Linked DNA regions of Homo sapiens: region 2 is linked to region 1. A link is an interaction called in ENCODE POLR2A ChIA-PET data of the cell type or tissue named here. Cell type or tissue: OCI-LY7. All regions are shown on one strand. Each heading gives the region's core, and the rest is flanking DNA. Links, peaks and the distances in the headings are about the cores only. Region 1 overlaps DDIAS (DNA damage induced apoptosis suppressor). Region 2 overlaps PRCP (prolylcarboxypeptidase).

Region 1 (16,696 bases), core at 4,399-9,398:
TTGAATATTTGCACATAATTAATGAGATGCAGGAATGGGACCCAAGTCTAAACATAAAATTTGTTTATGTTTTATATACATCTTATACACATAGTCTGAAGGTAATTTTATACAATACTTTTTTTTTTCTTTTTTAGATGGAGTTTTGCTCTTGTTGCCCAGGCTGAAGTGCCATGGTGCAATCTCGGCTCACTGCAACCTCCGCATCCTAGGTTCAAGCAATTCTCCTGCCGCAGCCTCCTGAGTAGCTGGGATTACAGGCACCCCCCACCATGCTCAGCTACTTTTTGTATTTAGTGGAGATGGGGTTTCACCATGTTGGCCAGGCTGGTCTCAAACTCCCTACCTCAGGTGATCCGCCTGCCTCGGCCTCCCAAAGTGCTGGGATTACAGGCATGAGCCACCACGCCCGGCCACAATACTTTTAATAATTTAGTGCATGAAACAAAGTTTGTGTTAAGTACTTATGTGTGGAATTTTGATTTGTGCCATCATGGTGGCACTCAAAACATTTCAGATTTTGGGTTTTGGACTTTCAGATTCAAGATGCTCAACCGGTAGTTTCCTTTGTATTGATGGCAGACACAAGTTGTGTATCTTCTTGTAAAGGTGTGAAGAAGCTAAATGACATCTTTCCTGAATTACTGGGATAGAGCATTTATTAAGAAACAGGATACAAGAATTTTCTTAAACTACTCTGTTTTAAATGTGATTTTCTTCCTATTAATATTTTAAGGAGAAAAAGAATTAATTTTCCAATACATTGATACCACCTTCACTTTGAAAGTGAAACAAATGACATCTATTAGCTTTGCAGTAGAGGTTAAGTGGTTTTCCTAAGAAAAGAATATGCACTGCAATGAAAGATTTGCCAGTCATCCCAATGGCTATTTTGTTTTGCAGACCACGGTGTGAACACATGAACAGAAGACGAAAATTTCTTCTAGCCTCAGTACTTGCTCTCCAGAATTCAAGTTTTATATATCCATCATGTCAGAAGTGCTTCTCTAGGATAATCCTGGTCTCCAAAAGGTAAAAGTAAAGTCTGTAAGTGTGAGAGAGGAAATACAAATGCACACTGTAGATTTCCTATGGCTCAAGGGCAAGGACCAGATTTACCAAACAAGGACATTAGATTCTCTCAGGGGTTGGTTCTTCTGTAAATCCCAGAACAGATTTCACTGCTAATCCTCTATTACTAGAGAAAAGTTTTAAGTTACTGTCAAGTCCTTTGCTAAATACTTGCCTCATTGAAGAAAAATAACTTCTCAGAGAGTAAGTTCCAATACTGGGTACAAAACTTAGCCCATTTCTGGGATATCCCTGGGAATAATATAGGAGACTTGTGTTTATTCTTTGTTTATTTTTGCATGATCAGTAGAATAGTTGTTAATATAAATAAATAAATTCCTTGAGACCAGGGACTATGTTATAGTAATTTCTATCCTTTAGCAACTAGAAAGGTGTTTGGCGTATAATTCTTTATCATGGTGCTCAGATGCAAGCCAACTATACCTGAGAGCCTAAGGTCTTCCTCTGATCTTTATAGAGTAGAAACGAGAGGTTAGGTTTGAAGTTTCTCCAGAACACTGTCTCTCTGCATCGAAGAGAGGACAAGAATACCTAGTAAGTAACTAGAACTATGTAAGAAAGAGTAGTGTGCCAGCAATATTCTTAACTAGTCTTTTTGTCTAGTTAGCATTGAATGGGGAGGCAGAAAAGGATTGGCAGTTCTAACTCATATCTAGACTCTAAGTAATCCTTGAAGTAGTTATCACACTGTTCCTTTATTAAGCCACTCTCTCAAGCACTCATTTGTTAGCTCTAAGAGAAAGACCCTGTTTGTGTTATTCATCATTAAATCCTTGGCTAGGGCTTAGTTCATAGAAAGTGTTCAACAAATGTTGGTTAAATGAATGAATAAGTGATAGCATGATAGTGTTTAGATTGTCTTAGGTTCACCCCTTTTCAGGTTCTTGCCTGTCATCTGAAACAACTAAAACCCATGGGCTATTTGCCTTTCATCAAAATCTGTACTTAGAAGCAGTGTGGTATACAGTCCTTACTTAATGTTGTTGGATTCTTAGACACCGCAACTTTACGCAAAATGATGTATAATGAAACAAATTTTTTTCTCATCAACGTTATAATGATGTTGTTTGAGAATCTGCTATAAGTAGTTTTGCTTAAAGTCACAGTATCCAAGAACCTATCACTAACATTAAATGAGGACTTACTGTAATGGAACAATTTCAAGCTTCAGAGAACACAACAGAGTTTCATGTAGGCTCTGGCTCTCATTAACTATGTGACCTAGGGCAAGATAGTTAACTTCTGTGAGTCTAATTACTCATTTGTAAGGTGGGATCATGGTACCCACAATATGGGATCATTGTAAAGTTAGAGATAATGCACAGAAATGTTCTAGTAGAATACATAACATATATTAGGATTTCCAAAGTGGTAGCTATTATTATTATAATCTATTATAAGTATACTTTACCTTATTGCAGTATGTTATCATGATTAAAAGCATAATTCTCTGGAGCTGACTGCCTGGATTCAAATTGCAACCCTGCCATTATAGCTGTGTGGCCTTGGGCAAGTCACTTTAATTATCTGAGCCTCAAAATGGGGAAAGTAATATCTGCCTAATAAGGTTCTTGTAAGGATCAAATAGGTTAATATACATAACATGCCTAGAACATTGTCTGATACATTATCAGTAATATATAGATATAAAATATTTTTAAAACTCTTTCTTTCCAGTCATTTATTTTAAAGATAATCTGCAACAAAAATTTAGGTTGAACAATAATGCCATTGTTACTTATTTAGACGGGTAATACCAGTAGATAACATTAGTGAGTGTTTGCTGTACAGTAGGCACTGTGCTAGGAACTTTGTGGGCATTATATCTTTTAATACAATAGCCCTATGAAGTGAATGCTATTGTTAATGCCAACCTTTAAAGGAGACAACTGAAGCTTGGGAAAGTTAAGTAACTTACCGCAAATCATCACACAGCCAGCTAGTTAGGGGCAGAAACATATTCAAGCCTAAACAATCTGAATTCTGTCTACCTTCATAGTCACCATATTACTTCCAAATTAGCAGCGAAGTTTGTATTCAGAATGACATCTTCCCCTCTCTTTCTTAGAACTTAAAGTGACCTCGGAAAGGACTTGTGACTGGACCCTTTTGGAATATAAAACCCATGGCACATAGTCCTTGCCTATGGAAACATAGTCCATGGAAATATAACCTGTTTTCTGCATATACTACATTGACACAAAAATTTTTTAAAACTATTTCCATAATTTCTGGTGCTTACCTTTTTTTCCCATAGGTTATTGGGGTACAGGTGGTATTTGGCTACATGAGTAAGTTCTTCAGTGGTGCTTTGTGAGATTTTGCTGCACCCATCACCCGAGCAGTATACACTGCACCCTATTTGTAGTCTTTTATCTCTCACCCCCTCCCACCCTTCCCCCCAAGTCCCCAAAGTCCATTGTATCATTCTTATGCTTTTGCATCCTCATAGCTTAGCTCCCACATATCACTGAGAACATATGGTGTTTGATTTTCCATTCCTGAGTTACTTCACTTAGAATAACAGTCTCCAGTCTCATCCAGGAGACTGCAATGCCATTAATTCATTCCTTTTTATGGCTGAGTAGTAGTTCATCGTGTATATATACCACAGTTTCTTTATCCACTCATTGATTGATGGACATTTGGGTTGGTTCCACGATTTTGCAATTGTGAACTGGGCTGCTATAAACATGAGTGTGCAAGTATCTTTTGCATATAATGACTTATTTTCCTCTGAGTAGATACCCAGCAGTGGGATTGCTGGATCAAATAGTAGTTCTACTTTTAGTTCTTTAAGGAATCTCCACACTGTTTTCCATAGTGGCTGTACTAGTTCACATTTCTACCAGCAATGTAGAAGTGTTCTCTGATTGCTGCATCCACACCAACATCTACTGGTTTTTGATTTTTTGATTATGGCCATTCTTGCAGGAAGAAGGTAGTATCGCATTGTGATTTTGATTTGTATTTCCCTGGTCATTAGTGATGTTGAGCATTTTTTCATGTGTTTTCTTGGCCATTTGAGAATTGTCTATTTATGTCCTTAGCCTACTGTTTGATGGGATTGCTTGTTTTTTTCTTACTGATTTGTTTGAGTTCGTTGTAGATTCTGGATGTTAGTCCTTTGTCAGATGTATAGATTGTGAAGATTTTCTTCCACTCTGTGGGTTGTCTGTTCACTCTGCTGACTGTTCTTTGGCCATGCAAAAGCTCTTTAGTTTAATTAAGTCCCAGCTATTTGTTTTTATTGCATTTGCTTTTGGGTACGCCAATGTCTAGAAGGGTTTTTCCAATGTTATCTTCTAGAATTTTTATAGTTTCAGGTCTTAGATTTAAGTCCTTAATCCATCTTGAGTTGCTTTTATATAAGATTCATTCTCCTACATGTGGCTAGCCAATGATCCCAGCACCATTTGTTGAAAAGGGTGTCCTTTCCCCACTATTGTTCACTTTGTCAAAGATCAGTTGGCTGTAAGTATTTGAGTTTATTTCTGGGTTCTCTATTCTGTTCCATTGGCCTATGTGCCTATTTTTATACCAGTACCATGGTGTTTTGGTGACGATGGCCTTATAGTACAGTTTGAAATCAGGTAATGCGATGCCTCCAGGTTTGTTCTTTTTGCTTAGTCTTGCTTTGGCTGTGCAGGCCATGTTTTGGTTCCATATGCATTTTAAAATTGTTTTTTCTAATTCTGTGAAGAATGATGGTGGTAGGGATTGCACTGAATTTGTAGATTGCTTTTGGCAGCATGGTCATTTTCACAATATTGATTCTACCTATCCACGAGCATGGGATGTGTTTCCATTCATTGTGTTGTCTATGATTTCTTTCAGCAATGTTTTGTAGTTTTTCTTGTAGAGGTCTTTTGCCTCCTTGGTTAGGTATCTTCCTAAATTTGTTTTTTTTGTGTGGTTTTTTTTTGTGTGTGTGTTTTTGTAGCTGTTGTAAAAGGAGTTAAATTCTTGATTTGACTCTCCACTTGGTTGCTGTTAGTGTATAGAAGAGCTACTGATTTGTGTACATTAATCTTGTATCCAGAAACTTGGCTGAATTCTTTTATCAGTTCTAGCAGCTTTCTGGAGGAGTCTTTAGGGTTTTCGAGGTAAACAATCATATTGTCAGCAAACAGTGACAGTTTGACTTCCTCTTTACTGATTTAGATGCCCTTTCTTTCTTTCTCTTGTCTGATTGCATTGTCTAGGACTTCCAGTAGTATGTTGAAGAAGAATGGTGAGAGTGGGCATCCTTGTCTTGTTCCAATTCTCAGAGGGAATGCTTTCAACTTTTCTCCATTCATTGTTATGTTGGCTGTGGGTTTGTCATAGATGGCTTTTATTACATTGAGGTATGTCCCTTGTATGCCACTTTCGCTGAGAGTTTTAATCATAAATGGATGCTGGATTTTGTTGAATGTTTTTTCTGCATCCATTGAGATGATCATGTGATTTTTGGTTTTAAAATTCTGTTTATGTGGTATATCACACTTATTGACTTATGTATGTTAAACTGTCCCTACATCCCTGGTATGAAACCCACTTAATCATGGTGGATTATCTTTTTGATATGTTGTTGGATTCAGTTAGCTAGTATTTTGTTAAGGATTTTAGCATCTATGTTCATCAAGGATATCGGGCAGTAGTTTTCTTTTTTGCTTATGTCCTTTCCTGATTTGGGTATTAGGGTGATGTCGCCTTCATAGAATGAATTAGGGAGGGTTCCCTCTTTATCTCATAGAATAGCGTCAGAAGGATTGGTACCAATTCTTCTTTGAATGTCTGGTAGAATTCTGCTGTGAATCCATCTGGTCCCAGACTTTTTTTCGTTGGTTTTTTTTGAGACGGAGTCTCACTCTGTCGCCCAGGCTGGAGTGCAGTGGCGTGATCTCAGCGCACTGCAAGCTCTACCTCTCTTCACGCCATTCTGCCTCAGCCTCCTGAGTAGCTGGGACTACTGGTGCCCACCACCATGCCCAGCTAATCTTTTGTATTTTTAGTAGACAGGGTTTCACGGTGTTAGCCAGGATGGTCTCGATCTCCTAACCTCATGATCCGCCCACCTCAGCCTCCCAAAGCGCTGGGATTACAGGCGTGAGGCACCACGCCCGGCCTTTTGTTGGTAATTTTTTAATTCCCATTTCAATCTTGCTGCTTATTATTGGTCTGTTCAGGGTATCTAATTCTTCCTGATTTAAGCTAGGAGGGTTGTATTTTTCCAGGAATTTATCCATCTCTTCTAGGTTTTCTAGCTTGTGTAAAGGTGTTTGTAGTAGTCTTGAATGATCTTTTGTGTCTCAGTGGTGTCAGTTGTAATATGTCCCGTTTTGTTTCTTAATGAGGTTATTTGGATTTTCTCTCTTCTTGGTTAATCTTGCTAACGGTCTATCAATTTTATTTATCTTTTCAAAGAGCCAGCTTTTGGTTTCATGTATCTTTTGTATTTGTTTTTGTTTCAATTACATTTAGTTCTGCTTTGATCTTGGTTATTTCCTTTCTTCTGCTGGGTTTCGGTTTGGTTTGTTCTTGTTTCTCTAGTTCCTTGAGGTGTGACCTTAGAATGTCAGTTTGTGTTCTTTCAGTCTTTTTGATGTAGGCATTTAGGACTATGACCTTTCCTTTTAGCACTGCCTTTGCTGCAGCCCAGAGGTTTTGATAGGTTGTGTCATTATTGCCATTCAGTTTGAAGAATTTTTAAATTTCCATCTTGATTTCATTTTTGATCCAAGGATCATTCAGGAGCAGCTTATTTAATTTCCATGTATTGGCATGGTTTTGAAGGTTCCTTTTGGAGTTGATTTCCAGTTTATTCCACTATGGCCTGAGAGAGTGCTTGATATGATTTCAATTTTCTTAAATTTATTAAGGCTTGTTTTCTGGCTTATCACATGGTCTATCTTGGAGAAAGTTCCATGTGCTGTTGAATAGAATGTGTAATCTGCGGTTGTTGGATGAAATGCTCTGTATATTATCTGTTAAGTTCATTTGTTCCAAGGCATAGTTTAAATCCATTTTTTCTTTGTTGACTTTCTGTCTTGATGACCTGTCTAGTGCTGTCAGTGTAGTATTGAAGTCCTCCACTATTATTGTGTTGCTGTCTATCTCATTTCTTAGGTCTATTAGTAATTGTTTTATAAATTTGGGAGCTCCAGTGTTAGGTGCATAAATGTTTAGGATTGTGATATTTCTCGTTGGACAAGGCCTTTTATCATTATATAATGTCCTTTGTCTCTTTTAACTGCTTTTGCTTTAAAGTTTGTTTTTGTCTAATATAAAAATAGCTACCCCTGCTTGGTGTCCATTTGCACAAACTGCCTTTTTCCACTCCTTTACTTGATGTTTATGTGAGTCCTTATGTGTTAGGTGAGTCTCCTGAAGGCAGCAGATGGTTGGTGAGTTCTTATCCATTCTGCTATTCTGTATCTTTTAAGTGGAACATTTATGCCATTTACATTCGATGTTAGTATTGAGATTTGAGGTACCATTGCATTCATTGTGGTATTTGTTGCCTGTGTACCTTGTTTTTTTTGTTTTTGCTTTTTAAATTGTTTTTGTTTTATAGGTCCTTCATGATTTATGCTTTTAAGAGATTCTGTTTTTGATGTGTTTCCAGGATTTGTTTCAAGATTTAGAGCTCCTTTTCACAGTTTTTTTCTTTCTTTCTTTTTTTTTTTTTTTTTTTTTTTTGAGACGGAGTTTCGCTTTTTCGCCCAGGCTGGAGTGAAGTGGTGCAATCTCGTCTCACTGCACCCTCCGCCCCCCCAGGTTCAAGCAATTCTCCTGCCTCAGCCTCCCGAGTAGCTGGGATTACAGGCACCCACCACCACGTCCAGCTAATTTTTGTATTTTTAGTAGAGACAGGGTTTCACCATGTTGGCCAGGCTAGTCTCAAACTCCTGACCTCAGGTGATCCACCCGCCTCAGCCTCCCAAAGGGCTAGGATTACAGGCATGAGCCACTGCGCCCAGCCTAGCAGTTCTTGTAATGGTGGTTTGGTAGTAGCAGATTCTCTCAGCATTTGTTTGTCTGAGAAAGACTGTATCTTTCCTTCATATATGATGTTTAGTTTCACTGGGTACAAAATTCTTGGCTGATAATTGCTTTGCATGAGGAGGCTTAAGATAGGGCCCTAATCCCTTCTAGCTTGTAGGGTTTCTGCAAAGAAATCTGCTGTTAATCGGATAGGTTTTCCTTTATAGATTACCTGGTGCTTCTGTCTCACAACTCTTAAGATTCTTTCCTTTGTCTTAACTTTAGATAACCTGATGACAGTGTGCCTAGGTGATGATCTTTTTGTGATGAATTTCCCAGATGCTCTTTATGCTTCTTGTATTTAGATGCCTAGGTCTCTAGCAAGGCCGGGGAAGGTTTCCTCAATTATTCACCCAAATATGTTTTCCAAACTTTTAGATTTCTCTTATTCCTCAGGAACACCGATTATTCTTAGGTTTGGCTGTTTAACATAATCCCAGACTTTTTGGATGCTTGGTTCATAATTTCTTATTCTTTTTTCTTTGTGTTTGTTGGATTGGGTTAATTTGAAGACCTTGTCTTCAAGCTGTGAATTTCTTTCTTCTATTTGTTCATTTCTATTGCTGGGACTTTCCAGAGCATTTTGCATTTTTGTAAGTGTGTCCAGTGTTTCCTGAAGTTTTGATTGTTTTTCTTTATGCTATTTCCTTGAATGTTTCTCCCTTCACTTCTCGTATTGTTTTTTGGATTTCCTTGCGTCAGGCTTCGCTTTTCTCTGGTGCCTCGCTGAATTCTTTTTCAGGTAAATCAGGGATTTCTTATTGGTTTGAATCCATTGCTGGTGAGCTAGTGTGATTTTTTTTGGAGGTGTTAAAGAGCCTTGTTTTGTCATATTACCAGAGTTGGTTTTCTGGTTCCTTCTTATTTGGGTAGGCTCTGTCAGAGAGGCAAGGTCTAGGGCTGAAGGCTGTTGTTCAGATTCTTTTGTCCCACAGGATGTTCCCTTGATGTGATACTCTCCCCCCTTTTCCTATGGATGTAGCTTCCTATGAGCCGAGCTGCAGTGATTGTTATCTCTCTTCTGGGTCTAGCCATCCAGCCAGTCTGTCTGGCTCCGGGGTGGTATTCAGGGTTTGTCTGCACAGAGTCCTGTGATGTGAATCGTTTATGGGTGTCTCGGCCCTGAATACCACACAGTATTTGGGGTGTCTCCCAGGTCCTGCAGGAGCAGTCCACTTCCTTCAGAGGGTCTGTGGGTCCTCTTGGGATTCCTGGTTTGTTCTTGCAGTTGTTCTGGAGCTAAAATTCATAGTGCGAGCCCCAACATGCTGCTTTGTCCGAGTTGGAGCTGCAATCTAATCCTGCCTCCCATCCGCCATGATGATCTAAATCCTGGTGCTTATCTTTTCTACTGTTGTTTTTGCTTTCCCTTTTTCTTACTTGGAATCAGTTGTAAGCCAACACAGGAAACAGAAATTCCTCATGTTCATTTCCCCATTGCTATAGCACTGCAAGCTTATGACAGAGGAGTTCCATGCTCTTGCCTTTGCAGAAGATCTTAGAGATGCTGAAGAACAGAGAGACGTCCCTAAATATTTTCTTTGAACCTGAAATTTTTAGTGACTATAATCATAATAAGTATTTTGTGCTTTATGGAATTAACTTTCTTACCTCCAAGATCAGATCAGTAGATTGAATGTAGTTTTCAATCTATAGGTATTCTGCAGAGCCTTGGGGCTCCATGGAAGTGCTTATGGAGGGAGATGGGATTAGAGTAGTAATAGTACCTAGTGCTGAGTAGTAGGTAAGACTCTAGGGCCCCCACGTTAGTTTCAACAAGATCTCTATTCTCATCCTTATATTAGTGTTCCAAGTTAAATTTCATTTGAAAGGGGGTTTCATTATGTAAATATACAAACATAGACATACATCTATAAAAAAAAATGTGTACAAAGTTAGTTCGGTCCTTCATATGAAGCAGTAACTACACATACACACACAATAGTGTATGTCTGTACTCTCCCCAGATTATAAGCTGGAGAAGGGATTTATTTATCCAGACAAGCTATCTACATAGAAATTGCCCTTCTGGGTGACTAATGGGACCCATAATTCCTTTTAGCCTAGAAATCCATTTCTAACACTAATAACTTTCTTTTCCTATCTTAAAATAGGACTCATCGCTCAGAGGCTACCTATCCTCTCCCCCATTCCCAACTACCCAAAAAGTTTATATCATTTACTTAAGCAAGTCAAATTTAATTTCACACATATAGATCATAGTTTTCTTACTTTGTGGGGGAAGTGATATGTGGAAGCATTAAGAGATATGTTTTTTAAAATATGTCTCATTACTTTGTGTGTATTTAATCTGGGTCTATAAACTTGGAAAGGGATGTTATATAATCATATAGTCAGGATATTCTTAAGCTGGAATCTGTGGATACATTATAGGTATGTATGACTCCTCCAGTCCCTAAGATATGTAGAATATCGTGTTCATATCTGTTTTTTGTGGGGAGAGAGTGAGTCCATTGCTTTCATCAGATTTTTTAAGGTTTTCAAGACTAAGAAAACATTAAGGATTACTTATCTCACCAGTTCTTCTACATCTGGGCTAAATATAAGTACGCTAGAAAAATAAACAAATGAGGCTGGGCATAGTAGCTCATGCCTGCAATCCCAGCATTTGGGAGGCCAAGATGGGAGGATTGCTTGAGTCCAGGATTTTGAGACCAGCCTGGGCAACATGGTGAAACCTATCCTCTACCAAAAATAAACAAAATTAGGCAGGCATCGTGGCATGTGCCTGTAGTCCCAGCTGCTCAGGAGTCTGAGGTGGGAGGATCGCTTGAGCCTGAGCGGTCAAGGCTTCAGTGAGCCAAGATCATACCGTTGCACTCCAGCCTGGGCAACAAAGCAAGACCTTGTCTCAAAAAAATAAATGAATAAAAATAAAAAAAAAACAAATGAAACTTGGTATTTTTTTAACTGGGATCAAACAAAAAAGATAGCAAATTACAGCTATTATTTCAGATAGATCCTTTCAGAGGCTCCTTGAACTCAAATCTATTTTCATAATTCTAAGGCATTATTTGCCTTTTCACTTTCAGTCTCTCATGAGTGCATAATGGAGTTTCCCAGAGGCTACATAACACGTACTATCACAACAGATTGAGCAGAGAAGCAGATATGAGAATCCAGCTGTCTTTTTATGAAACCAGACATTAAAGAGATTTGCAAAATGTAAAACAATGCTGGTCTCTTCTTACTAATTTTTAAAATTTGAAAAACATAACTATTTTTCATAAAAGTATGTTTTTTGTGTTAACCATGTAAAGGGTCTGTTTTTAATGAATTAATATTTTTTTGATTTCTCAGTTTTAATTTCTCACTTTCATTTAATTTCTCGTTTTATGAGAAATGTAGATAGAAGCCAGGTGTGATGGCTCACGCCTGTAATCCCAACACTCTGGGAGGCCGAAACAAGAGAATCACTTAAGCCTAAGAGTTCAAGCCTAGTCAGGGCAACACAGTGAGACCCCCATCTCTACAAAAAAATTTAAAATTAGCCACATATGGTGGCATGTGCCTGTGGTCCCAGCTACTCAGAAGGCTGAGGCAGGAGGATCTCTTGAGCCCAGGAGTTTGAAGTTACAGTAAGCTATGATAGCACCACTGTCCTCCAGCCTGGGCAGCAGAATGAGACCCTGTCTGAAAACAAACCAAAAAAGAAATATAGACAGATATAAGATAAACAAGTTCTATGGATCTAATGTACAGCTTGAGTGGTAATGGATGATGTGTTAAATAATTCGACTATGGTAGCCAGGTGCGGTGGCTCACACCTGTAATCCCAGCACTTTGGGAGGCCGAGGTGGGCGGATCATGAGGTCAGGAGATCGAGACCATCCTGGCTAACACGGTGAAACCCTGCCTCTACTAAAAATACAAAAAATTAGCTGGGTGTGGTGGCGGGCACCTGTAGTCCCAGCTAATCGGGAGGCTGAGGCAGGAGAATCGCCTGAACCCAAGAGGTGGAGGTTGCAGTGAGCCAAGATTGCACCACTGCACTCCAGCCTGGCCAATAGCGAGACACTGTCTCAAAAAAAAAAAAAAATTTTGACTATGGTAATCATTATACAGTGTAGACGTATTTCAAATCACCATGTTGTATACCTTGAATATATTCAATCTTTGGCAAGTAATTTTTTTTTTTTTTTTTGAGACAGGGTCTGGCTCTGTCACCTCCAGACTGGAGTTCAATGGCACAATCTCAGCTCACCACAACCTCTGCCGCCTGAGCTCAAGCAATCCTCCCATCTCAGCTTCCTAAGTAGCTGGGACTACAGGCGCATGCCACCACGTTCGTTAATTTTTGTATTTTTTGTAGAGACACAGTTTTGCCATGTTTCCCAGGCTGGACTCGAACTCCTGAGCTTGAGTGGTCTGCCCGCCACAGCCTCCCAAAGTGCTGGGATTACAGGTGTGAGCCATCACGCCTGGCCCAAGTAAATATTTTTGAATAAAAAAAATAGATACTATTCACATAAACAAAACTCTTTGATATTCTCAATAATTTTTTAAGAGTATTAAAGGAGTGTGAAACCAAAAAGTTTGAAAACTGCTATTCTGTAACAAATGACATTTTAGAAATATGGGTGCCTCTAGAAGTTAAATCGGGACGGTGATGTGAATATGTTGTCTATATCCTTGTTTCTCAAAGTATGGCCTAAGGTACATCTGCATCAGTATTACCTGGGAGCTTATTAAAAATGCAGGATCTTGGGCCTCATCCCAGACTTCCTGAATCAGAATCTTCATTTTAACAAGATCTCTGGATGATTTGTATACATATTAATGTTTGAGAAGCTCTAATCTGTATTACACCACACTAACATTTATTTTAATCCAGCATCGTTCCTAAAAGGATTAAAGAAAACTATATAAATAAATATCTTCATTATACATATGTACTTTATAAAAATATATATAGTTTAATATGTAAATGCATGAACACTAATAGACATAGTTTTTTGAGGCTATTATTGATACTGTCATTGCAAGCAGTTCTTTATTTTAACCATTTGGTCCCACTGTTATCATATCATAATATCAGAACTTCATGATACGAGTTCACAGTCTTGGGTTTGGGTCATATATTTACCAACTTTGTCATCTCAGATAAAAATTCAAACTAATTTCCCCATTTGTAAATTTTACCTATAAAAATGAAATAATGTATGTTGAAAACATTTGTAAACTGAATGCTAATGCATATTAGTCTAAGTTTTGCTAGGAATTTTACATTAAACCTGTATGCATTATTGCATAGCCTTTAAAGAAATTCCAATATATATTTTAAACAGTTCATTTCCCTAGAGTTTGGTACTAATGGAGTTTTATCCCCTAGTGAGTCAATTACCTTTAATTCATTCTATGGCTAACCTACAGCACAAACTCTAGCAGATTTGTATAGGATTATATGAATGGGTTGGTATAGATCTATCCTCAGTATGGCAGAAGAATAACAGCACAGATCTAATAAAGGTGAGTCACTTTCAGAGCTACAGATTTTAGACTCCCCCTAGTGGCCATCTGGCAACAATCAAATTTATACAACCATCTTTCACCTTGCTTTCTGTTTGCCTTTTGCCACTCTTTTTTAAGATCTTTAGCAATCTGAAGAAAAAACAAAATTCTAGTATTAGCCATTACCATAAAATGTTTTTAGGTGCTTGTTGTATTTCAAAAAAATTTTTTAAACTATTCTGTCTGTTAAATAAAGTTAACCTAACTGAGGGGTGGACATTAAGAACCTGAAAGATAGAAATCAGAGTTATAATACATTGCAAACTAGAAGAGAAGTTAACAGTACAAGTGACAGTAATTATCACAATACTTGATATAATTATGAGGGAGAAGCAGACTAACACTAATTTCACAGTATTTGCACTAGACCCTTTATTTGTCTATTTTAATCCTTCTTCAGCCCTGGACTTCATAGATGAGGAACTCAAGAATTTAGTAACTGTCAGACAATGAGTACATGGCAATAGAGTTACACTGCCATGTAGATGTGTACTTTTTGACTAGAAAGCCTTTAGCCACCATTACATACTGTCTTAAAAAAACAAGTTAAATTGCATGGTTTTCATATCAAATTTTATAATCTGATAAGTTATCAACATAGTCTAATGAATTAAAGAAAGTAATTTTCATTATGGTGAGAAAAATGCAATTAAGTGCTTTGTGTATAAATAGGTATTAAATATTTTGAGATTATTTTTTGTCCTCTTTTTTTTTTTTTTTTTTTTTTTTTTTTTTTTTTTTTTTGAGACGGAATGTCACTCTGCCCCCCAGGCTGTAGTGCAGTGGTGCGATCTTGGCTGACTGCAAGATCCACCTCCCGGGTTCACATCATTCTGCTGCCTCAGCCTCCCAAGTAGCTGGGATTACAGGTGCCCATCACCACACCCATCTAATTTTTATGTATTTTTAGTAGAGACAGGGTTTTACCGTGTTAGCTAGGATGGTCTCAATCTCCTGACCTGGTGACCCACCCGCCTCGGCCTCCCAAAGTGCTGGGATTACAGGTGTGAACCACCGCGCCCGGCCTTTTCGTCCTCTCTTTCATGCACAGTTCTCCTTTAGTTTTCCATCAATTTGGTATGTATTTCTATCAACTTGGGGCTGTTTAATTTAAATCAGTAACGCTAACTATTCTGACTAGAGAAATTTAAAATAAGTTGATCTGAAAGAGTTTAAGAAGAATTTGAGTTGTGTAGGAGCATTTATACACAAAATGTTATTTTAAATTTTTACTGTTCTGGATTTTTCATCATATGAAAAACATTTAATGAACATCTCCACACTTTTTTCCACCACTTTTCTAGGTCTAATTGTCCAAAATGTGGCTCTACTGGTGAATCTGGAAATGCCAATTACAGATACAAACTTTCCTTAAAAGTTGCAGAATCAAACAAATTGTTTGTTATTACTGTATTTGGAAGTTGCTTAGATACATTTTTTGGTCTTACTGCCACTGGTTTGCACAGGTAAGAATACTTAAAACATCCTTTTTCCTGACTGCCCTTAGAATTTGAAGATACAAGTTTATAAGGCAATATGCATTTTTGTAGAAAGATAATCATTCAACCCCAGATTGTCAATTCCTTTAAAAGACAAGCAAGTAAGAAAGATGTTTATTTCCTGAATACATATTATGATGATATTAAAACAGTCTCCTTTTATTTAGGGTAATTAATCTGTAATTAGAATATTAAGTTATAAATCTCTAATCCAAGTTACAGAAATAGAGGCTAAGAAAGTAACATCATTTCAAATTGAAGAATTATCCAAATTGAGGTTAGCATTGAAACAGTTAGGTTCCCCTGAGGCAGAAGAATCTATTTGAGGGAATATTTGCATTTCAGAAATTGAAATTTTATTTTTTATCTGTATTGCAATTTAATTTGCATAGTTTGACCTTTTACGACATTGTCCTGAGAATATAAGAATAAGCAATTAAAGCTTTTCTTGGCCGGGCGCGGTAGCTCACGCCTGTAATCCCAGCGCTTTGGGAGGCCGAGGCGGGCGGATCACAAGGTCAGGAGATGGAGACCATCCTGGCTAACACGGTGAAACCCCATCTCTACTAAAAATACAAAAAATTAGCTGGGCATGGTGGTGGGCGCCTGTAGTCCCAGCTACGCCGGGAGGCTGAGGCAGGAGAATGGCATGAACCCAGGAGGCAGAGCTTGTAGTGAGCCAAGATTGCACCACTGCACTCCAGCCTGGGAGACAGAGCGAGACTCTGTCTCAAAAAAAAAAAAAAAAGCTTTTCTTCCCCCTCAGTCTTCTGCCCTCCTCCCCTAATCACATGCAAGAAATCTATGTCCACATTTTTGTGCTTGAGACAATAAAGGGACCACAACCAGGCTTATCAGAGAAAAGGGATGACTTTTTCCTGCTTTCAAGTGAAGAGCTAGAGATGCCACCACTATTCCCACTGCCACTTTTATTTTTCCTTATAATCATTGCCGGGCCTGATGGTTAGGCAGGTAACTACTTTACTCCCACTTGATCAATTGGTTTTGTTGATTTTTCTGTGCTATGAGAAACTAGAGAGAACAAACTGCCTGGCTCTTAAAGTCACTTTTTTTCCTCTATAAAAGGTTCATGCTGCATTTTCAAATTAATTGTGTCTCTGACTTTATGGCAAGTAAAATTTCAAAGTTCATTGCTTCACATTTTTTACTTTTTTTCCAATCAAGGTACATTCAGGATCCTAATAAAATTCCAGAAACACTGGACAATGATACAACTCAGAATCTATTAACTAAAGCAGTTGAAACTTGCTTTGTTGGACAAAGCTTTATTTTTGGAGTGACGGTAATTGAGACTAGCTTTCTTTTTAATAATCTGTTAACATTTCCATTGTAATGAATTATGTGAATTTTCTAAATAGTTGTTAGGAGTTCTGTACATGTGAAGGCCTGTAGAAACACTTTAAACTATGTAAAAATAGCCTATAGGTGGTCTGTTAAAACACCATGTGTGACAACTTCCTCTTTCGAAAGTCAGGGGAGCCTACTTCAAATGCTTTCAGAGCTTAAAAATATAAATTTATTAT
Region 2 (16,696 bases), core at 4,568-9,567, 97 kb before region 1:
CCTACATTTTAGGAGTTACAAAACAAAGAAAAACAGTTAACACCACTCCACCAAATGAATAGAGGAAATTTAGTAAAGATGTCAACCTCTCTGTATTGGAAGAAGCTCCTTGTTGCTTGTCTTGACCCTGCCTCCCATCGCTGAGGAGTCTAGTTCACCTCTAAGCCAAGTAGGATGAGAGTATATTTGGTGTCTGAGCTCATTTTTGAATCTACTTCATTTGTGTTACCACACATTATTCATTCCCCCTGTTCAACTATCTACTAAGACATTTAAACTGGCCAAGAAACATCTATCTAGCAAAATTTTGGCTGAGAGTGTTCCTCCAAATAGAATAATCTATTTCTAAATTAAACCAGATTAGCAAAAATGTGTACACCTGTAATATAGTTCCTTTGTTCACTGTAAAATCATTGTTATACTCTGGTGTTATGACTTTCGTTTATACTGAAAGAATGTACAAGTATGAATACAATGAAATCTATAAATATGTGAAGAGAGATTAGAGCTCCCACTCATACTTTTCCCATTTCTGAGGTTCTTCCAGTAAGTTCCCGCGTGGGCTTCTCCAGATTAATTGGTCTGTTTTTATCTGCTGCACAGAGTAAACTGTTTAACTGCTTTTATTTTTGTTTTCTGCTAGAAAGCTTAGAGCCAGATTTTCTTAGCCCTCATCTTCAGAAAATATGTAGACTTCTATGGCAGTATTTCCCAACAGGTGCTCAGCAGAGCACTAGTTTCTCAAATGTTGCATTTAAAGAGTTTCAGATCAAATAAATTTGAGAAATGTCACATTCTTGTTAATTCACAATGAGTGAAATGTTACATGAAAAAGGGTTCTGGATCAAATAAGTTTTGGGGAAAAAAACCTTAGTTTTGGAAAGTTTTTTTATTGTTTCACAATGTTTATAGCATATTAAAGGTTTGAGAGATTTGGTAATAAAGATAATCTGTTTAAACTTGTTTCAACCATTGCCCATGTTCAAATACTTTTGCTCATGGTATCCCTTTTTTATGTAACACCTGCTAACATCTGGCCTTAACAGCATTCTGCAGAATCCAGTTGATAAATCCCGCCTTATGGTTTCCATTCCTAGATCCATTTTACATCTCTAACCCTTTTAAATCTCTTATGTCCCACTTGTGCTGTGTTCAGTGTATATCTGTTTTGTGTGTGTGTGTGTGTGTGTGTGTGTGTGTGTGTGTGTTTTGAGATGGAGTCTTGCTCTGTCACCGAGGCTGGAGTGCAGTGGCGTGATCTCGGCTCACTGCAACCTCTGCCTCCGAGGTTCAAGCAATTCTCCTGCCTCAGCCTCCTGAGTAGCTGGGACTACAGGCGCGTGCCACCATGCCTGGTTAATTTTTTGTATTTTTAGTAGAGATGAGGCTTCACCATGTTAGCCAGAATGGTCTCGATCTCCTGACCTCGTGATCCTCCAGCCTCAGCCTCCCAAAGTGCTGGGATTACAGGCATGAGCCACCACGCTCAGCCTCAGTGTGTATCTTTAGATCATCTGAAATCCTTTCAGAACAAAGTGTGACAAAAATACATGAATAACTAATAAACATGTTGAGCTGTATGACTTTGTGTTGGGATTCACTCAGGATGGTGGCAGAAATATTAAAGGGAAATATTAGGGAAAGTTATAGGGAATAGTCACGAACCTTTTTGGAAGGCCGAAAGGTTACATAGCTTCTAATAGTTGAACAGGCTGAAGGCAGCCAGTTCTTACCTTACAGCATTAGGTCATAGGGTAAATAGTAGGGACAATAGAGGCTTCCCCATTTAAGTCTGTTTACCTTACCTCCATTAACTAACCTTTGAACCAGATGGCCCTCTCCAAGGCGGTGTGGAGGTCTACCAGGAATATTGCCCCCTAATGGTATTTATTTTAAACCGCAGTACCTGAGCTTTAATCATTCGTGGAACTACTCTGTTAACCACGTTAATTATCCACAAGTGTGTGGACTCAAAGCTTCTGTTGTTAATTGTATACTAAATAAATGCCTGAAGTGCGAGCTGCTCAGGGCCGGCCACAGTAACAAACCTCTCTTGGTGTGCAGGCAGTCGGGCACTCAGCAGGACTGGCAAAACAGAATATCTGTGTGTCAGTGTACGTTTTATTCATCTGTCCTTTAGGCCAGGGTCTGCAGGCAGAACCCCACAGCTAATGACCTCTTGTGAGAAGCAATACCTCAACCTTAGGCAAGTAACTTTCACATTTGAGTTTCTTGTTAAAGATGTTAGCCACATTAAACAAACACAAAGAGATAAATGATCCCAAGATTGCTTTCCAGGTCTGCTGTTGGAAGATTCTATCTTTCCATTCCCATTACTAAAGATAGCAAAGTTTATTGGCACCAACCCCACACCCCACCACATCCCTTTTTTTTTCTTTTTTTTTTTTTTTTAAGACAGGGTCTCTCTCTGTTGCCCGGGCTGGAGTGCAGTGGCATGATCATGGGCCACAGCAGCCTTGACCTCCCAGGTTCAAGTGATCCTCCCACTTCAGCCTCTTGGGTAGCTGGGACTACAGGCATGCACCACCATGCTCAACTAATTTTTTTAAAGAAATTTTTTGCAAGGCAATACATGATATGGCCCAGGCTGGTTTGGAACTCCTGGGCTCAAGTGATCCTCCTGCCTTGGCCTTCCAAAGTGCTGGGGTTATAGGTGTACGCTACCACACCCAGCCCCAACCCATTCTTTGACTCCTTGAATGGCTGTGTTCAATGTTCTGTTCCCACCTAACATCAAGGCAAAATTACATTCAACTACCTTGACAGAGAGTTCCAGCCTGATAGAGTGGAAGAGGGAGCCCGGCACATGCAGTTCAAGTGAGGGTAAATCAGAAAGTCCAAGTTTCAGAGGTACTGAGTACTGGAGATCCCCTTTCCAAAATCCAGGGAAGCCAAGGGCACAAGGTTACATGGGCACATCAGAGCTCCGAAAGGTACATGGCTATAGAAAGAGATCAATAGAAATCCTGATCTTTCTGCCCTAAAATGTATTCATTAAATATAAATGTATGGAGGGCCTACTGTGTCCTGCCTGCCAGGACCTGTGCTAGATTGCTGATCATTAGAAGGAATAAGATATAGTCCTTGTCTTCAGAGAGCTTGGTTTTCCTAAAAACAGGATGAGAACACTAAGCAAAATATTATAACTTAGGATATGTATACCAACTTAGAGGTGGTCAGGTACTGTTTACAGTGCTAGAAAAGAAGACAGACAATCCCCACCTTGGTGGAGTTTACATTCTAGCAGACACACTAAGTGTAAGCCTGGTTCTGTGAGAGCACAGACAAGGAATTACTTCCTTTAGGAAAGCTGGGAGAGACTTCAGAGGGAAGGTAGTCAAATTGTTCCAGGCTTTAAATGATGCACAGCAGTTTACCAGTAAAAAAAATATTGGAGGTTGGTGCTGAGAAAGGAATTTTAGACAGAAGAGCAGTATTTCAGAATTATGAGAAGTTTGGTATACCTGAAGTGCAGGGTTATTAGGAAAGTGAAGGGTGGCAGTAAAAATGGGAAATGAGTCCAGAGAGGTAATTTAAGGAAAGGCTGTAGTGGGGCTCAAGTGGTGTCTTGGATCAGTGGAGTCCTATGCAGAGGAATTAGGATGTTTGGGTATTTCTTTAAAAAGTATCAGGTTAAAGACAGTACACTATAGCTCCTGAAGTATGTTTCTCAAACACTAGCTCCTTGAGCTCATGCTCTGATTGCCATCTACTCACCATGACTCTCCAGCACACACTGAGTCAAATTCCATTGACTTTCCTTACTAAATCTTTCTCCAATTTTCCCACTTCTCCTCATCTCCATCTCTACCACTCTAGTCAAACCTACCTTCTTCTCTTAACTTGACAACTGTGACTGGGGTCTCCTACCTTACTTGCTTGTCCCCTACAATGCCTACTCTACTCTATAGCCAGAGTAGTCCTTTTAAATGAAAATCTGTTCGTGTCACTCCCCCGATTAAAGCCCATCAAAGGTTTTTCATCCGCATAATTCTACTTGAATGAGCATTCCCCCTGCCCATGTCTCCATATTCACCTTATGTCACATTCTCTGTGGTTGTTTGCCTTCCCATTGCAGGGGCCTTCTTTCAGTTCCTTGAATATGCTACACTCAGGGCTTTTGCATGTGTCATTTACTCCACTCCTCTTCCTAGTATAGTTCCCATTCATCGTTTAGATCACAGCTAAAATGTAACATCTCAAAAAGGCACTGCTATTCCCCCAGACTACCTTACATTGTCTAAATGCTAAACATTTAACATTTAGTGTTATGAAGAGTTGGGGCCATTAGATTAGAACATTTAGCAATTAATCTCTATTTTCCTATTAGATTGCAATTAATGTCCTAATAAGCTCAACTCTTCGTAACATTTATAATTGTACCAATTCATTGTATAACTTGACATTTCGTGTCTTTCTCCCAGCAGAACACAAACCTTATTAAATTAGGTGCTGTGTTTGCTTTTTCGCCATTGCATTTTTTAGGTTTTAGACCAATGCCTTATGCCTAGGAGATGCTCTGTTAAGAATAGAAAAAGCTGGCCAGGCGCGGTGGCTCACGCCTGTAATTCCAACACTTTGGGAGGCCGAGGCGGGCAGATCACGAGGTCAGGAAATCGAGATCATCCTTGCTAACACGGTGAAACCCCGTCTCTACTAAAAAAAAAAAAAAAAAAAAAAAAAAAAAAAAAATTAGCCGGGTGTGGTGGTGGGCACCTGTAGTCCCAGCTACTCCGGGGGCTGAGGCAGGAGAATGGCGTGAACCTGGGAGGCGGAGCTTGCAGTGAGCCGAGATCGCGCCACTGCACTCCAGCCTGGGCAACAGAGCGAGACTCCGTCTCCAAAAAAAAAGTTGTATTCTCAATCACCATTTTGGAGAGTCACATACTATTTACAGATAAACGAAGCAACTATTTAACTTCATTTGTCCCATTATTTTCCACACTTGCTCAACTATAGGTATAAGTCTTTCTACTACACAAGTTATTGGCATTTTGTTGGATACCTGTGCTCCAAGAAACACTGTGTGATAGATGTCGTGTGATTGAGTTGCCTGAACTGCTTCCCCAATCCTAAGAAGTACACCTTTGTAACCATGTTTTCATGGCCCTGTTCTTTCCTAACCACCTGAGAGTTGTGCATTTGTGAGGTATTGCTCCCTCAGAGGGTCGAGGACACCATTCTAAGAAGTCATTATGGGCATTGTGCGAGTAGAGAAAAGTAAGCTGGTCTGTAGAGGGAGAATAAAGCAGTCATGGGAAGAGAAGCATTAGGCAGGGCTCCCACACTCAAATGAGTCAGGCAGGATGACAGAAGTAAGATAACTGAATTCAAATTCAAATTCCAGATTCTTTCAACTAGGGGCTCTCAAAAGTGTGATGCTCCAGCATCACCTGGGAACTTGTTAGAAATGCACCTTCCCAAGATCCACCCCAAGACATGTTAGAAACTCTGGGATGGGGCTCAGCAATCAGCATTTTTACAAGCCCTTTTGGGTAATTCTGATGCACGCTTTAGACTGCCTATCGAACTGTAGACATCTGACGAACAAATCCAAACCACAGTCTGACAATGGGTCACCTCTGTTGAAAGTGAAACAGAACACAGCAGTACTGATTTTTAATGACTTTCCAGACCCTAGTTCTAGTTCCCCATGATTCCTGGTAACCCAAGTCCTGGAGCTGATCTGGCAGTTTCAAAACATTTCTTTTCCTTAAGCTGGTTTTGTGGGCTTTTGTTGCTTGAATCCAAACAAAAATAAAACTGTACCAGTAAAATGAAGCAAACAAAATTTGCCAAAAAGGAGCCCCAGTTCTGCCCCAGTTTTGCCAAAAAGGAGCTGTGAGGCCGTAGATAAGTTCCTTCTCTCTAAGCTACAATTCTATCCCTTACAAAATGATGCAGTTGAACTGGATATCTCAGGGGCCTTCACCCTCTACTATGCTGGCTTAGACACTGGCTCCTCTGGATAACCTCTTGGCGCTACAGATTCCTTATGAAGGTTCTCCTAAGTTACTTTAGTTCTACCCATTGACTCCAGGCAGTTAAAGTAACAAAAACAGAAAATAAAAAGCACCCAATTCTTTCTAAGCTCTTGGGAGCTGAAAAAAATAAAAATAGAAAGCACTCAAGTCTCCATGTCTCTCTTTCCCTGTCAGTAAAAAGTGCAGTTTTATTAGAGGGATGCTTTAAATAATAAGGCTTATCTGACACTCCAATTCTTTTTCATGTTAAAATTAAACCTTAGCATATTATAATTATACTCACTTCAATTAAGGCTGCTATCTATATTCCTAAAATGCATACAGTAATAGGATACAATTATGCTTGCCAAAAAATTCTATTTTTTGCAGTTTGTTTCTTCAGAATAATGTAACTCATCCAAATAATCAACATCAAATAAAATGGCAAAGTATTTTAAAGATTCTACACAAGGGAAAAACCCTAAAATCGTAAAATAAATTGTAAGAATATCCTCTATTGAGCCCATAAACCCTGCATTATTTAATTTCTTAGTTGACAAAGAATAAAAACTAGTATTGTTTTGGCCCTTAAATTCCCACCCAAATCGATTGTTCTGTGATGCTGAAACAAAATAGTTACCAAATGCTTTGATAGACAACTCATTACAATGAGAACTGAAGGCTCCCAAAATAAGACAAAGATTTTCCTGTATCTCCCAGATGCCAGGGAAAGTAAAGGAAATATTTCAGCTTTCCATCCCAAGAATGAACTCTATATATGCCCTTAAAAAAAAAAAATGCCATAAAAATGATCAAGCTCAAGGTACAGTTTTTTAAAAGCAGAAAATGTTCCCAAGGCAGGGTGAAGAAAAAAAAATTATTGAGAGAAAATGAAAAGAAACAAGGAGGAAGAAATCTTTCAACAGAGTAGAAACTGTTAGTCTCTCTCTCTCTGTCTCTCTGTGTCCCTGAAAGGTTTTGATCCAACCCTATTTGTTATCCTAGAAAAGCTCTCTGAAGAAAGGTCTCAGTGTAAGAACTGCTTGAAAGAAGCCAACCCCTTGGAAATAGGAATGGCTTGGCCATTTATTAATGTCAAATATGCTGCCTGCATGAATTAGTCAGCTTGTCTTTTGGAAGTCATACAGAAAAGTTCTTGTGCACCTGCCTGTTAGTGTCTAACACTTCTGGTTTTAATGACAGCAGTAACAACTATCAGAAAATAAAATTTTAAAAATTTAAAAGCTGAATATTACTATATTCTACTTTTGGAATAGCTGATTCATCAATTTTTAAAGGCTTCTTACTGAAATATAATTAGTGACTACAGCATAAAGCTTGCTCAGATTTAAAAAGACAAAACAGAGTCATTTTCCTAAACTGGCAGAATTCAAACAAATTAAAACTGACCTTAGAAACAAAGAGAAATGGAGCAGAAAAAGGCCAGATTTCTTACTGGCAGTACCACAGTGGCCAACATCCCAGAACTAAGAAAAGCTGCCAAGTGGAAGAGAAAAAATTAAAGGACTTTCCAAAAACAGCTAAGCCCAGTGCACACAGCATTTCCATCAGCCGGAGTTGAAGTGAGCTTCAGAAGCAACACACAGGTATAAGGTCCAGCTGTATTATTTATTTACAGCACAGTTCAAAGTCATTAAATCCGGTACAAAAGAAATGGCTCTCACTTCCTGGATTGGCACCAGACATCCTACCAGCTGCAATTACATCATTTTTTATCTATCTTCTGCTTTTACTTTGTGTAGGGTAGGGATGGGGACTTACAAATGGGCCAAAGACACTTCAACCTCAAAACCAAAGAGAAATCTCTGCTTGCAGAGATACAAAGAAAGTAACTCTCCCTCTTATGAAAAGCAACCAGGAACTCTACTCCAGTTATGAGGGCCACTGATGGTGTGGGAGAGCTATCAAGAAGATTCTTCCTAGACGTGGTGCAAAGACAGTGAGAACCCAGGAAATCACATTCATGGGACACTTGCTCTTACCGTCATCACCCTCTATTCTATCTCAACTTTGGCCCCATCAAATCTAATGATAAACAAAAGAAGGTAATTACATGTAGAAAATCAAAGTGAATGGGAATGTGGTGGTGTGAACATAAAAGAAGAAATTGAAAACAATCAAAAGTTTCTCAGTGCTGCTTTCCCGCACTGTCATAGAAATCTCTGATCCAATTCTTCATATGTCTAACTTCCAAGGAGCGGGCTAACAGCACAGACATAGGATCCAAGGCATTCTTGGTGCGGAGATCTAAGTGGTGGGCCCCCTCTGAGATGGTGACTGCAACCAGAGTGTCTGTGATATCCTTAGTTACTCCACCTCCTGACCAGGGGTCTAGTTCACCATTGCTGCAAGTGAAAAAAAGAAGAAAAAATAAAGTTGTTAGTTTTTCATGTTAACACTCAGATAAGCTAGAAGAAACCTATTACATGTTTAACACCTAAAATTATAAACTTGTAACCTGGGGGATTTGATCTGAGGATCTAATTTATCATATGGATAGATACTTCATACTGGAGTTTTGCAATATTCATGCAACCAGGTGCAAAAAAAGAACCAGAGATAATTGAAGGAGGCGTTCCCACAAATCAACCTAGACTGTACTGGGATATGAAATTTAGAAACCTGAATTTCAATCCTGATTTCATTATTCAAAAGTTATATAATGCAAGTTACCTGACTCAGTTTCCTCATCTGTAAAATGGAGATAACATGCCAGGCGCAGTGGCTCATGCCTGTAATCTTTGCTCTTTGGGAGGCCAAGATGGTGAATCGCTTAAGCCCAGGAGTTCAAAACAAGCCTGGGCAACATGGTGAAACTCCGTCTTCTCGAGGGAGGGAAGAAGGGGGAAAGGGAGGAAAGAAGAAAGGGAGGGAGGGAGGGAGGAAAGGAGAAGGCTGCATTTTTTATCTAATATAGTACAGTACTTTGGGAAACAGGATGGTAGATCTAAAAAATGTCACCAGGATCTGGAATCCGAAAATTTGGGCATTACACGAAAATCTTCATTTTACATTAGCTTTAAAGTTAAGGAAATGCTACTAGGTTTTTAGTCTCAGCTGGTTCACACAACACAATTCAGAATAATGTAAAGAGAATCAGTCACTGAAACTGAGTATCTACTTTCACTGAGTAAAAAATCCAATACAACCACAGACAGCATCCCTAATAATATTTCTGAACAGTTTTGTTGAGATATAATTCATCTACCACAGAATTTGTCCATCTAAAACACATAATTCGATGGTTTTTAGTATACTCAGAGTTGTGCAACCAGCACCACAATCCATTTTAGAACACTTTCGTCACCCCAAATAGAAACCCATACTCATTAGCAGTCACTCCCCATCTTCCTGCCTTGCTCTCAGCCTCAGGAAACCATGAATCTATTTTCTGAATCTATAGATTTGCCTATTCTGGACATTTCATACAAATGGAATTAAATAGTAGGCGGTCTTTTGTAACTGGTCTCTTTCACTCAGCGTAATGTTTTCAAGTTTCACCCATGTTGTGGCATGAATCAGTACATGTTCCTTTTTATTGCCAAATAATATTTCATTTATGGATACATCATGTTTTATTTATCTCTTCATCATTTGATGCACGTTTGTATTGTTTCCACTTTTTGGCTAATGAGTACTGCTCCTTTGAACATTCACATACAAGTTTTTGTGTGGATGCATGATTTCACTTCTCTTAGGCATATACTTAGGAATTTCTAGGATATATAGTAACAACCTATTAATTAGCTACCAGACTACTTTCCAAAGGGACTACACCATTTTATATTCCCAGTAGCAACATTTGAGGGTTCCACTTTCTCTACATCTTCAACACTTATTATTATCTGTCTATTTTAGACATCCTAAGCTAGTAAGTATTAAATGGTATTTCACTGTGGTTTTAATTTGCATTTCCCAAGAGACTGATGGTATTTAAACATCTTATGTGCTGATTGGCCATTTTTATATCTTCTTTGGGAAAATGCCTAGTCATATCTTTGTTCATTTTTTAACTAGGGTTATATATCTTTCTATTTTTGAGTGAGAGCTCACACTCTCTTAACTTGTGTGTTGTAGAGTAACAAAAGCATGAGCTTTGGGATCAGACACACTTTGGTTCCAATTTCAGGTCTGCCTCTCATCTGCCTAATCTCATGGAAACAGATTCCTTAGGCAAAAAACTGGCACTGAAATACCTGGATCTAAGTACTCAGCCCATTGCAAGCATTAGATCATTTTCCCCTTGCATGGCACTCTTGGCATATCTTTACCCACATACCACTGGAAATTACTTATAGAACATTTTTATGGGTGTCCTAATATTTGTTTAATGCAAACTCCGTTTTGCTGGTATTGTTTACAAAGCCTTATCTATTCTAGATACAAGTCCCTTATCAAATATATGACTTGCAAATATTTTCTCCCATCCTGTAGACTATCTTCTAACTTTCTTGATAGTATCATTTGCAGCACAAGTTTTTCATTTTCATGAAGTCGATTTATCTATTTTTTCTCATTGTTTATGTTTATGGTATGGTATCCAAGAAACTGGTGTCTAACCCACGGTCATGAAGATTTGTTCCTATGTTTTCCTCTATGAGATTTATCATTTTAGCTCTTATATTTAAGCCTTTGACCTATTCTGAGTTGATTTTTTTGTTATAGTATGAAATAGGGAGCCAACCTCATTCTTCTGCATGCGGATCTCCAGTTTTCCCAGCATCATTTGTTGAAAAAACTATTCTTTTCTCAATGAATTGTCTTGCCACTTTTGTTAAAAATCAATATGCCATACATATAAGGTTTGACTTCTGGACACTCGATTCTCTTCCACTTGTCTATATGTCTATCCTTATGCCAGTATCACACTGTATTGACTGTAGCTTTGTAATAAGTTTGAAATCAGGAAGTGTGAGTTCTTCAAGTTCGTTCTTCCTTTTCAAGATTGTTTTGGCTATTCTGGGTCCCATATATTCCTATATGAATTTCAGGATCAGTTTGTCAATTTCTATTTTTTTAAAAAAAAGTCCAGCTGGAAATTTGACAGAGATCACGTTGAATCTGTGGATCAACTTGAGGAGTATAGTCATCTTAATAGTATTAATTCTTCTAATACATAAATATGAGATGTCTTTCCATTTAAAGGAAGCAATTTTTAATGTCTTTGTTTCCAATGTATATATCTTGCACTTCTTTTGTTAAATTTATTCCAAAGCATTTTATTCTTGATGCTATTTAAATCAAATTTTTCCCTAGTATAACATATTATGCATAGATTGCATTCGTGTTTACAAAGCCTTTCACATTTGTTCATTGTAACAACCCTATGAAGTAGGTTTAATTACAATTCTTTTATAAAAGAGAAAACTAATGCCCAAAGAGGTTAAAAGGCTTGCCAAAATCATTTGATTTGGCAAATCTGAGATTCAAACACAGTTCTAAAAACCCTAGTCCAATGCTTAATTTTACACTATGTTGCATTTCAGCGGAACCATGACTGCTGTTGGAAGTCGACAGCTTACACTCTCTTGTGTGCTGCAAAGTAAGAAAAGCATAAGCTTTGGGATCAGACACACTTTGGTTCCAGTCCCAGGTCTGCCTCTCATCTACCTAATCTCATTGAAACAGATTCCTTAGGAAAAAAACTGTCACTGAAATACCTGGATCTGAGTATTCCACCCATGGCATGTATTAGATCACTTTCCCCTTGAATGGTACCTCTCGGCATATCTATACCCACCACTTGAAATCACTTCTAGAACATTTTATGTGTGTCCTGATATTTGTTTAATGCAAACTCCATTTTGCTGGTATTGGTTACAAAGCCTGAAATAAAAAGTCTTCAAGCCCACATTATCAAATACATGAAAATAATTCCCATAATTTGCAAAATCATCAAAAAATTTCTCAGCTATAAGTACAACCTATATACAGATGACTACCAAATAATGTATCTAGCCAGGATTGTTCCCCTAAACTTCAGAACCAAAGTTCAATGGTGTACTTGACATTTTTACATGGAAGTCAAATTAGACACTTGGCAGTTCCTGATGCTCCCCAAATGCCAACCAGCTCCTCCTGCCATCTTCTCCAATCTCTGTCAGTGGGAAGTCTATCCTTTCCATTGTTCAGGCCAAAAAGTTTGATGTCACTCTTTAATCTTTTTGGTCTCACTCTTTAATTTTCTCATTGTTTAACACACAATCTGTCAACAAATCCTGTCATCTATATCTTCAAATATATCCATAATCTGACCATTTTGTATTACCTCCACTGCACAACCCTGATCCAAGTCACCATTATCTCTAGCCTGAGTTACTATAATAGCCTTTTAACTGATCTTCCTGCCTCTACTCTTGTCTCCCTACAATTTAATATCAATAGAGCAGGCAACTTGATCCTGTTAAAACCTGAACCAGATAATGTCATTCCTTTTCTCAAAATGCTCCAAGTTTTCCCATCTCATTCACAGTAAAAACCTAAGTCCTTACTAGAACCAACAAGTTTCTACATGATTCAGGCCCTCTGCTCCCTCCCTGATTTCACCTTCTATTACTCTCTCACTTACTAACTCCACTCCAGCCACACTGACCTTACTCCACGTGAAGAAGAACATGCTGGGGCTCTTTCAAGGCCTTTGCCTTTGGTTAATCCTCTTACCCCACCAACCTCATGGCTAGCTCCTTTACTTCCTCTATATCATTTTTTAAAAGTCACCCCTTGATGAAGTCTTCCCTGGTCACTCTAATAAAAAATTTCAACTGTTTTCCCTCCCTATGACATTTTATAGTCCCCTTCCCCGGTTTACTTTTTTCTCCTTGTCACTCACATCCTTCTAACATATTTATAAGTTCTATCTTGTTTCATTTCCTATCTCTCAAATTAGAACTCCATGAGAGCCGAGATTTTTGTCCATATTGTTTATTTCTACATCTCCAAGTTCCTAGAAGCAGACCTGGCTTAGAAAAGGAGGCCCAAAAAATTTACTGAATGAACTTAAAAAGTGTCTAGTTGTCTGTGGCCTCATACTGGATGCCCATCATAGACATCTATAAATACACGTATGCAAGTTCATAAACATGTTGTAAATCACTTTGGTACTTTTTACGTGGGAAAGAAAAGTTGATATAAATGATTAATAGAAATATAAAGAGATTAACCTTCAGCTGTGTGTTAATAGTGGAAAGAACAATGAATTAATTCAGTAGATCTACGTTGTACATTTTTACTAGCTGAATGACTTTGGGTAAGTTACTGACCCCTGTGAACCTCAATTCTCACTGGATTATAGAAAAAAATGTTTTTTAAGAAAGATAGTACCCTTCTCTCAGAGAACTACTGTGAGACCCAAGTCAAATAATATATGTGAAAATAAATAAACTATAAATACTATACAAATGTGCGATGTCATTATAGTTATTACCATACTCTGTAAGCATAATAAGTATTACCACCACCAAGAGGTAAATGAATCATGAAAATGTAAATGTACAAATTATATGAGAAAAAAACATTTAGGTACATTAAGTATATGTGTGTTTGTAATACAATCTAAAATTGCCTGCGCTGGCCAGGCACGGTGGCTCACACCTATAATCCCAGCACTTTGGGAGGCCGAGGTGGATGGGTCACTTGAGGTAAGGAGTTCGAGACCAGCCTGCCCAATATGGTGAAACCCTGCCTCTACTAAAAATACAACAATTAGCCGGGCGTGGTGGGGCATGCATGTAGTCCCAGCTACTTGGGAGGCTAAGGCAGGAGAATGGCTTGAACCCGGGAGGCAGAGGTTGCAGTGAGCCCAGATCATGCCACTGCAATCCAGCCTGGGTGACAGAGCAAGACTCCATCTCAAAAAAAAAAAAAAAAAAAAAAAAAAAACTACACTCCAGAAGTGTACTTTTTTGGTTTTGTTAAAAACAAAAAGGAACACTCATGTAAAATAGAAGCCTTAGTTTTCAACTACCAGGTAAACTTTTAAAGTAAACTACATAAGGAGTTGGATTCTCTTAAATTAACAAATCGCCTTTATCATTATTCCAAATTGACAAGCCCAACCCAGATAGGAAACTCTCCATTATTTGCAAAACAAAGAAGCTATCCCAACAGCCACATAATAAGCAAACTGCATTTGATTTAAAAGGTCATCTGAAATAGCCTAGTGGCTTAGCAACAGTGTTTGGAGTTGCTGAGAGACCTAAGATGCACATGGACTTGAATTTCTTGGTCCTAGACATGTGAAAGCTAAACCAGTCATTGGAAAATCTACAAAAAAAAAAAAAAAAAAAAAAAAAAATCCTGGCTTTCATGAGAGGATCTAGATGCCTGGGTAAAATTCCCCCAACAGGGAGCTTCACTTAGTCACTGGCAACAATTAATTTGCCTGAGAAATTATGTTAAACTAACCAGCTCCTCAGGGACTCCCTTTTGGATTTATACTAAAATAACTGAAAATGACTATTGGTAAAATAATGCCTACAAGTTGGGAAAGACAATAAAACTCCCCCCAAAAAGCAACTGTGGAATAAAAAAAGAATTGCTGTAATGAGACTATTAACAGGTAAACAAATGTTTACTGATTGCCTATTATATATCAGGCACTGATTGGGCACGGGACTCCACAGTCAACAAAACAGACAAAATCTCTGTTGCTTACTTCCACAATAATTTGTTCCTTGAAATAACCCTGTTAGGTACTCATTATTATTCCTAACTAATATGAATTGGCAATTTGCCCAAGGCCACGCAGCTAATTCAGGGAAGAAGAAAAATGGCATCAAGGTCTACCTGACTTCAAAGCCTTAACAGAAAAATCTCCAATCCAACAGTTAAAGATTAAACTTCCCAACCGGAAAAGCAATCACACTTGGATTCATGTGAGGCAGCCTAAGGAGAGGCCTGGAAACAAAGATTAAGATACTTTCCACAGGGCTCCTTGGACACTTTCTTTTTTTTTTTAATTATACTTTAAGTTCTGAGATACATGTGCAGAATGTGCAAGTTTGTTACATAGGTATACACATGTCATGGTGGTTTGCTGCAGGCATCAACCTGTCATCTACATTAGGTATTTCTCCTAATGCTATCCCTCCCCAACCCTCACCCCCCGACAGGCCCCAGTGTGTTATGTTCCCCTCCCTGAGTCCATGTGTTCTCATTGTTCAACTCACACTTATGAGTGAGAACATATGGTGTCTGATTTTCTGTTCCTGTGTTAGTTTGCTGAGAATGATGGTTTCCAGCTTCATCCATGGCCATGCAAAGGACATGAACTCATCCTTTTTATGGCTACATAGTATTCCATGGTGTATATGTGTCACATTTTCTTTATCTAGTCAATCATTGATGGGTATTTGGGTTAGTTCCAAGTCTCTGCTATTGTGAATAGTGCTGCAATAAACATACATGTGCATGTGTCTTTTTAGAATGATTTTTAATCCTTTGAATATATACCTAGGAATGGGATTGCTGGGTCAAATGGCTCTAGATCCTGGAGGAATTGCCACAGTCTTCCACAATAGTTGAACTAATTTACACTCCCACCAACAGTATAAAAATCTTCCTATTTCCCCACACCCTCTCCAGTATCTGTTGTTTCCTGACTTTTTAATAATCGCCATTCTAACTGGCGTGAAATGGTGTCTCATTGTGGTTTTGAGTTGCATTTCTCTAATGATCAGTGATGATGAGCTTTTTTTCATAAGTTTGTTGGCCGCATAAATATCTTCTTTTGAGAAGTGTCTGTTCATATCCTTTGCCCACTTTCTGATGGGGTTATTTGTTTTTCTCTTGTACATTTGTTTAAGTTCCTTGTAGATTCTAGATATTAGCCCTTTGTTAGATGGACAGATTGCAAAAATTTTCTCCTATTCTGTAGGTTGCCTGTTCACTCTGATGATAATTTATTTTGCTGTGCAGAAGTCTTTAGTTTAATTAGATCCCATTTGTCAATTTTGGCTTTTGTTGCCATTGCTTTTGGTGTTTTAGTCATGAAGTCTTTGCCCATGTCTATGCTTGGACACCTTCTTACTCAGCAACCAGAAATGTTTCACAGCTAGTGGTCATGAAGTACACAGAACAGACACACCTATGGCTGTTCTTTTACTTTGGGAGTGCTGTTTCTTCAGAAAAGTAGGAGAATTTTGAATTTTTTAATTACTTAATTTTTGCATTGTATTTCTCATACCTACCAAACTATAGAAAAAGATTTCTTTGTAGAAGTAGACTTGCCACTGCTAAAAGATAAACCAGCATCTTTACACAGTCTTGCCTTTAAATTTTCACATGCTTCTGAAGCCTTCCTGAGCTGTGTATTTCATTCATCATCCTTATCAACAACCGGCACATTTACTGAGCATTCATTATGCGCCAGTCACTGTAGCAGATGCTAAAGATACAGAGATGATTAAGATGAAGTCCCTGCCAGTGATAAATTCACAATCTCATGGGGCAGATAGAAACGCAAACAGGTAACTACCACATGGAGTGATAAGCGGTATTTACAGGTGCTAGTAGAAGTAAGGGGGAAGTGGAAACCTATCCTCCCTTATGGAATATTTCTTGGAGAAGGTATGAATCTTAAGGAAAATGGAAAAAGAGGATGAGAAAGGACATTCAGGGACCATTTCATGCCAGTTAGAATGGCGATTATTAAAAAGTCAGGAAACAACAGATACTGGAGAGGGTGTGAGGAA

The links. ChIA-PET counts read pairs that join two places held together with the same protein. Peaks named below come from ENCODE experiments on the same cell type or tissue, not always from the same donor. Only the 100,000 strongest peaks of a DNase experiment are listed, where the experiment ranks them.
Region 2: POLR2A ChIA-PET joins it to region 1 with 15 read pairs; 2 of 35 experiments call an interaction of 5 or more read pairs at or near these places.

The regions. Positions count from the first base shown.
Region 1 is chr11:82,913,820-82,930,515 of GRCh38, forward strand. DDIAS (DNA damage induced apoptosis suppressor) reads left to right here. Exons shown (of 6, transcript NM_145018.4): 3 at 904-1,032; 4 at 14,958-15,119; 5 at 16,338-16,455. The coding sequence starts at 920. Among named protein-coding and RNA genes, the nearest start is that of DDIAS, 20 kb to the left of the region's middle. RefSeq lists a silencer at 11,159-11,208. In OCI-LY7, for the core only: no CTCF peak of the experiment used is centred there; a DNase peak (open chromatin) is centred at 6,612; H3K4me3 peaks cover 935 bases; H3K27ac peaks cover 2,952 bases.
Region 2 is chr11:82,816,773-82,833,468 of GRCh38, forward strand. It overlaps PRCP (prolylcarboxypeptidase), which reads right to left. Exons shown (of 9, transcript NM_005040.4): 9 at 6,164-8,350. The coding sequence ends at 8,134. LINC02734 (long intergenic non-protein coding RNA 2734) reads left to right here. Exons shown (of 3, transcript NR_183631.1): 3 at 1-969. Among named protein-coding and RNA genes, the nearest start is that of LINC02734, 44 kb to the left of the region's middle. In OCI-LY7, for the core only: no CTCF peak of the experiment used is centred there; a DNase peak (open chromatin) is centred at 7,649.